Regions from separate parts of the Homo sapiens genome. Here regions 2 and 3 are each linked to region 1. The links are chromatin loops, found by intact Hi-C in ENCODE. Cell type or tissue: Calu3. All regions are shown on one strand.

The links. A loop is a pair of places that touch in the nucleus more often than their neighbours do. Peaks named below come from ENCODE experiments on the same cell type or tissue, not always from the same donor. Only the 100,000 strongest peaks of a DNase experiment are listed, where the experiment ranks them.
Region 2: it touches region 1 in a loop (10-fold over the local background); 26 of 110 quality-filtered maps call a loop at or near these places.
Region 3: it touches region 1 in a loop (7-fold over the local background); 95 of 110 quality-filtered maps call a loop at or near these places.

The regions. Positions count from the first base shown.
Region 1 is chr11:107,688,494-107,690,993 of GRCh38, forward strand. No RefSeq gene overlaps it. Among named protein-coding and RNA genes, the nearest start is that of SLN, 22 kb to the right of the region's middle. In Calu3, no CTCF peak of the experiment used is centred here; a DNase peak (open chromatin) is centred at 1,308.
Region 2 is chr11:107,548,384-107,550,883 of GRCh38, forward strand. It overlaps ALKBH8 (alkB homolog 8, tRNA methyltransferase), which reads right to left. Exons shown (of 12, transcript NM_138775.3): 7 at 1,370-1,440. Among named protein-coding and RNA genes, the nearest start is that of ALKBH8, 16 kb to the right of the region's middle. In Calu3, no CTCF peak of the experiment used is centred here; no DNase peak of the experiment used is centred here.
Region 3 is chr11:107,575,347-107,577,846 of GRCh38, forward strand. No RefSeq gene overlaps it. Among named protein-coding and RNA genes, the nearest start is that of ALKBH8, 11 kb to the left of the region's middle. In Calu3, a CTCF peak has its summit at 1,335 (motif pointing right); a DNase peak (open chromatin) is centred at 1,335.

The sequences.
Region 1 (2,500 bases):
AGTGCAAACATGTCTCTAGTTCATGACCCCTCCCTGTATCCCCACCCTTTGTAATTTTACTTTGTAGCTCTTCCCATTAAGGGGTGGAGTCTATTTCCCCAATCTTTGAATTTAGGCTGTTCTTGTGACTTTCTTTGGTCAATAGAATGTGGTAGAAATGACAGAGTACCAATTCCAAACCTAGGTCTAAAAAGGCCTTGTCCACGTCCACTCACGTTTGTGGAACCCTGCCACTGCCACGTGAGCAAGCCCACGCTAGTCTACTAAATGATCAGAGACTCATGTCTCAGCCAACATCCAGCCAATCACCACATGTGTGGGTGAGGCCATCCGAGGCAAGCCAGCCCCCAGCCTATCCCCCAGGTCTCTTGAAATCATCTGGGCTGATTTCAAGCCCAGATGAAATCAGCCAAGTCTGGCAGAAACCCCCAGAGGGCTTGTATAAACAATAATACATACTTATTGTTTACTCCACTTGACTTAGGGTGACTTGTCACACAGCAGTAGCTAAATAAGACAACAACCGACCTTCCAGCTTCTCCTCCCACTTCCCACTTTGTACTCTGATTCTTACACCAAATTACTTGGTATTCCCTGAGTATCTCACAGTAATGTCTCAATGACTTTATTATGCTGCATCCTCTGCCTAGGAGGCCCTTTTCTCTTTCCTATCTTGTGAAAATCTACTTGTCATTCAATATCTAGCTGAAACATCATTCATTCATTCATTCATCAGATATGTATTGAGACAAGGCACTGAGGTCTCACAACTGAGCAAAACAGCCTGTGCACTCAACCAGCTCACAGTTGAGGAAAAGGTAAATGAGTAAATAGTCAATGCCACTTCTTGCTTTCTCCAACTCCTGTAGGTAGAAGTCTTATTCCTTCGCACACACTTTCATTCCTCGATTATAGCACTTCTCACAGCGTGATGCCAGCCATAATAATAATAACTAACTTGGAAAGCTCTTATGGAGAGTAGATGAGATTATAGAGGCACAGCCTTTAGCATGGTGCCAGAAACATAGTAAGTGGAAAATAAATGTTAGCTGTTGATATTTTTAGTTAACACACATGTTCATCTCCCCTGCCTGACTGCATATAAGCTTCTTGAGAACAGGAACTGAGCCAAATTCAACTTTGTGTCTGAAGTGCCTAAAGAGAATATGTGCCTGGCACATAATAAACACTCATTAGATGTTTGTTGAGCAAACATCACCAGAAGTGTAAGAATTGAGCAAAGGCCCAATAATCGCAGAGCTGCTCAGTGGCCCTGGGACTCTTGGATTATACTGGGGCGCCCTCTGCTGTGTATATGTTGGGTATAAAGTGAAACTTTTAAGGAAGCCCACGGGAAAGTTTCCAGAAAGGCTCATTCCGGGCAAAGGTTTCTCAACTTGAGGGGTACTACACCTTGCCCCAGTTCTACACCTGGGGTCAGTTTATTTTATCGCTGAAACCACCTATGTTATTTATGGGGTTTTTCTTGTCTTTGTGTTCTTTCTTTTCTTTTTTTCTTTTCTTTTCTTTTTTCAGGGTCTTGCTGTCGCCCAGGCTGGAGTGCAGTGACCCAATCATAATTCACTGTAGCTTTGAACTGCTGGGCTCAGGTGATCCTCTTGCCTCAGATTTTTGAGTCGCTGGTACTACAGGTGCATGCCACCACACATCCAGTTAATTTTTTAAAAAAATTTTTAGAGGCCAGGCGCGGTGGCTTACACCTGTAATGCCAGCAATTTGGGAGGCCGAGGTGGGTGGATCGCGAGGTCAGGAGTTCGAGACCAGCCTGGCCAATATAGTGAAACCCCGTCTCTACTAAAAAAAAATACAAAAATTAGCCGCACATGGTGGCACTCACCTGTAGTCTCAGCTGCTCAAGAGGCTGAAGCAGGAGAATCGCTTGAACTGGGGAGGCGGAGGTTGCAGTGAGCCAAGATCGCACCACTGCACTCCAGCCTGTGTGACAGGCTGGCTTCAAACTCCTGGCCTCAAGTGATTCTCCCACCTTGGCCTCCAAAAGTACTGCGATTACAGGCATGTTATTTGTTATTTGAAGGAACAAAATGTTTTGGCTTAGATTCTGTTTCTTATTTAGGTCACAAATAAACCCTTCAGAAGAAATAAAGTAATAATAAAATAAAGAGATGGTGGAATAGATGAAAAGATAGATCATCTGACTCTGTTCCCTGCCACGTTTGGAATCCTGTTGAGAAGAGAGAGAAGAAGCAACTACATACGGGGGACATATCCATCACTTGAGATTCTAGCTGACGACGTCCGAATATATCTCAACTCACAAAGTAAACGCCAGATCATATGCCATGATGACTTAATCATGTTACTATAAAGAAAATATTTAAACAGGAGAGATTTTAAAAATTGCAATTCATCTTGTGACAAATTACTTAAAATAATATATTTGCCTGGAAAGAACACATCTAATTTATATATTAGCAGACACTGTTGTGCACCGTGGTGAGAAGGGATATGTAAGTGGGAT
Region 2 (2,500 bases), 140 kb before region 1:
GTAAAGTTAACACTCTGATCTCGAATTATCTTTTGTCTCATTTCTCAGTTGGTTACACAGTTGGGAGGAAAATGAGAAGATGTCCTTTACTGGTCCCTAAAGCTAGAAGCAAGGATGGGGGGTAAAAATAAAAAAGAAACCAGAGAGAGAAGAGTGTTTTTTCCTCCCCGATCTCATTATTTTTTAAAGCACCTGTATTAAGAATCTACATACATAGTTAATAAGATGGTTGTGTCATATCAAACACCACTAATTGTCAAGTGACAGTATCAACATGACTACACAAGCTCGGGAAGGGTTAAGAGGCCAAAACACTGAAGATCTAATGATGGAAACTATACAAATACGGGAAAACAAAAATGAATAGTTTTTGCCTCCAGGAACAAGATCAGAATTTGATACAGACTCTAATTAGATTAGATGACCTGATGTTTTAAGGACTCTTCCAGATTTAAAATTCTGATTTTCTTTCTTTTTTTTTTTTTGAGTCAGAGTCTCACTCTGTCACCCGGGCTGGAGTGCAGTGGCGCAATCTCGGCTCACTGCAACCTCTGCCTCCCAGGTTCAAGTGATTCTCCTGCCTCAGCCTCCCGAGTAGCTGGGACTACAGGCACATGCCACCATGCCCGGCTAATTTTTTTGTATTTTTAGTAGAGACGGGGTTTCACCGTGTTAGCCAGGATGGTCTTAATCTCCTGACCTCGTGATCTGCCCGCCTCAGCCTCCCAAAGTGCTGGGATTACAGGCATAAGCCACCGCACCCAGCCTAAAATTCTGATTTCTATCCAAAAATCTGCTTGTAGGTTGCGTGGATCACTTCACATGTAATATTTTCTTTTAGTGGCTCAAGCAAAGTGCAGCTACAGAAACAAATCAATGAATAAACATGAACCTCTTATTCTTCATCTGTAAAAATGAAGATATTACCCTCTACTTCTCAGAGTTTTTGAAGGGATTGAATCAGGTAACATACGGAAAAAGTTCATCAAAATTCAGAACACACATTTTAATTTGTTTCCTTTTTCTATGGCATGAAGCTACTATCTTTTGCCACTAGATGGCAATGCTGCACCAGTAGGTCAGAAATGGGCCACATTGTACCAAGGAAAGTCTAGATCTTATTTAACTGCTAAAAGTTTCGTGTAAAAAATTAAATTTCAAGTTGTTTTCCTGGCATCTGATGAGGTGACAGATAAAATTTTGGATATTTAAAAGAAGAGGACATTTAAAAGAAACCAAAGTGCTAATGGTGCCCTTATTTTTCATTTTTAAATCTTAATTCATTTTCATTAAGAATGTGGATAATCTTTGAAAAGGGCATTGTACAAGGTAAGATATATGATGATAGCTAATAAAAATGACCATTTACCTCTGACCCCAAACTGAGAGAAACGATCTCATCCTCAAAAGCGGAATGTGTATCAATATGAGCGGGAATTCCTGAGATGGAAAACAGGACAACACGTCACTTCATTTTTTCCTTTAGTAGATTTAAGATGGCTATAAATGTAGCCTTATGCTATTAAGGTGAAAACATTGCTTGGTAATCAGGAAGGTACTATAATTTTGGTTAAAAGGAAACATTTAGGGTGAATGTGACTAAAACATACTAAAATAAACTAAAAATATCTTAACTTCAAGTTAAAGTGCCATTGGGGTTTGATCTAAAATCAAGGCTCAGGAGTCACTGATTAACTAGGACACTTAACTCAATTCCAGCCCAAGAGGAAAATGTGAAAGACAAATACAAAAGTCATTTTTACCTTCAAACACTGGATTCCCAAGTACTTGCAGAACAAAAGCAATAACCAGGTATAAAGACTAGGCGTATCAATAATTACGATATGGACTTCTCCACTGATCTATCAATTTACATTAACTCAGCACCTCTTAAGTAAAAGAAATGTTGCTACACGGTGAGGGTATACAAAGCCAGTAGGAGGGTCCCTGTCCTCAAAGAGCTTACAAGCCAATGGAAAGACAGCTAGGTAAGAAAGGCAAAGAAGAAATGCCCTGGCTGACTAGTTAATCTGGGGTCAAGCTTACTTGGCTCAGCCCTTCCCTCTCATTTTCAGAGCCAGCTGGTTTGCAGGAGCTAACACATGCTCCTTCACATTTCATCCTACAGGCCTCTGCGTCTTTAAGAGTGGCCCCGGCCTCTGTGCTCTACAGGAACGGCCTCTGCTTCAGCTTCAGTTGTCTCGCTGTGCTAGAGACAAGGTCAGCATGTCTCTCTAATTCAGAGGTGTAGTATTCACAAATCCACAGCTACAAATCTAAAGCCATCAGTTTTCATTATAATAAATGTAGAAAAGAAAACAAAACTCCATAACTCCTGCCGTTAATAAAACCCTTAAATTAAAGACGTCATAAGTGTGGGGCCCTAATCTTACACGTGGAAGCTCGCTCTCTCTCCATGCACATGCACACACAGAGAAAAGGACATGTGAGGACATTGAGAGAAGGTGGCTGATGACAAGCCAGGAAGGGAGGCCTCACC
Region 3 (2,500 bases), 110 kb before region 1:
GTCAGAAATAAGATTGAGTATCATTATTTTCTCACCTATTTAAAATATGGCTTAGGGGACCACGTGGTCAATGGAAAGTTAACCAGACCTAGAATTTACTTTTCAATATCTCTAGGAGGCCTGTTGACATAATCAGGATGAGGAATTAACAATTAATTAGCGTTGATTATGACCCTCTTCACGAAACAACACGTTGCTATGGGCTGAATGTTGGAGTCCTCCGCTCCCCCACAAAATTCATAAGCTTAAATTTAGTCCCCAGTGCAATAGTATTAAGAGGTGGGTCTGGCTGGGTGTGGTGGCTCACTCCTGTAATCCCAGCACTTTGGGAGGCTGAGGCGGGCCAATCACCTGAGATCAGGAGTTTGAGACCAGCCTTGCCAACATGGTGAAACCCTGTCTCTACTAAAAATACAAAAATTAGCCGGGCGTGGTGGCAGGCGCCTGTAGTCCCAGCTACTCGGGAGGCTGAGGCAGGAGAATCGCTTGAACCCGGGAGGCAGAGGTTGCAGTGAGCTGAGATTGCGCCATCACACTCCAGCCTGGGGGATAAGAGAGAGACTTTGTCTCAAAAAAAAAAAAAAAAAAAAAAAGGACGTGGGTCTTTTGGAAGCCATTAAGTCATGAGAGGTCCACCCTCATGAATGGGACTAGTACCCTTAAAAAGAAGAGAAAGAAGTGCGTTTGCTCCTTCTGTCATTCTGCCATGCAAAGATGTAGCAAGAAGGTGCCATCTATGAGGAACAGATCTTTACCAGATGCTGAATCTGCTTCTGCCCTGAGCTTTAACTTCCCAGTCTCCAGAACTGTTTCAAATACATTTCTGTTGCCTAGACTAGGTAATTTATAAGGCATTTTGTTATAATAGCAGGAATAGACTAAGAAACATATCTTATTCAGAAAAGCTTTGAAAAAATTACTTGAAACAAAAAGTTTAGTGAAGTTGAATGTTTGACCTGGTAATACAGGTGGACCATGATCTCATATTAGCAAATGTTTTTCATACCTATCATTATTATTTGGGGCTTGTGAGTTTCTGACTTATTTCTTATGTTATCCCTCATATTACACATACCTCCGTAGTTTTAAATGGTCTTTCAGGCCAATGAATATAAATAAATATTATGAGATGAGGTGAGGTGGTTAGCAGTGACTTCACATTAATTGGTTTTAATCAAACCCAAGGAAATTGGGGTGAGGTGAGGTGAGGTGGTTAGACAAGCCTTGGCAAAGAATTCAGGAAACAAAAAATTAGGGACAAATTGTTAAAGACAAAAATCTAGGACCCAAAGAAAATACAAATTCTTTTCAGTGTATCAGGCACCTTTGACCAGGAGGTGGCAGCAGTGGAAGCAAGAACGTCTAGAAACAAAGTATCCTGGGGCAAATACCAACACTATTGAAACCACTTTTGCAAAATTATAACTGAGGAAATGATGACAGTGAAAGAAATCAGATCTAACTGTCTCTGTCTTGCTTCTAACCTTTAAGCTGTCCTTGTTCATTCCTGGGCACAGGTCAAACTAACTTTGAGAAGGAATTCAGTTCATGGTTTGACTCTGAAACAAAATTGATAACAGCCCTTTCCCAAAAAGACCCCCTTCTTGCCTGGGGACCAGTCTGCCTTTGCTGGACTAACTTAGCTACAAGATTGAAAATTACAGTTTAGGGGTCATACAATCTCTGGTTCCAAGAGTCTGAACCTTCCCAAATTGCTCCTGGGGATAACATCACTATTATAAAACCTAAGATCAGTGCTTGAGATATTTTGCAGACCCTGCACTTGACGGATCAGCTGACACCACACAGACTGGTAATCTGGCTCAACCAGTTCTGCCATCACACACAGGAGCAGAAGACAGCAAGAAAAACTCACTTCAACCCCCTATGATTCCATCTCCACCCTGACCAATCAGCACTCCCCTCTTCCCAAGCCCTTACCCACCAAATTATCTTTAAAAACTCTGATCCCTGAATGCTCAGGGAGACTGATTTGAGTAGTAATAAAACTCTGGTCTCCGGCACAGCCGGCTCTGGTGAATTACTCTTTCTCCATTGCAATTCCCCTGTCTTGATAAATCGGCTCCGCCTAGGCAGAGGGAAAGGTGAACCCACTGGGCAGTTATACGGTCTCAAAAGCTCCTGAATCACCAAAGGCTTCTGGCTGATAAGGAGGCCTTTAGAAGGTGCCACTTCCCTGAAGTGATGCCAGGCTCCTCCCATTCAGCATCCAAAAGAGGAGTCCAAGTACCAAAGTCAAAGGTTAGGAGTTTTAAGTAGATGTTACTAAGCCTTAGTAACAAAGAATCTCTCAAAAGTCAGCGCAGTTGATATAAAAAAAAAAAATCAACAAGAATTAACAGAGACACCGAACCACCTTAATAACAATTGAAAGATGAACTAGGATTTAAGCCACAAGTCACAGAACAGAAAAAAAAGCAAATCTGACTGGGAACCAAAGTTGTTGATACAATGGCTAGTGCCAGTGGTCTAGGCTGGG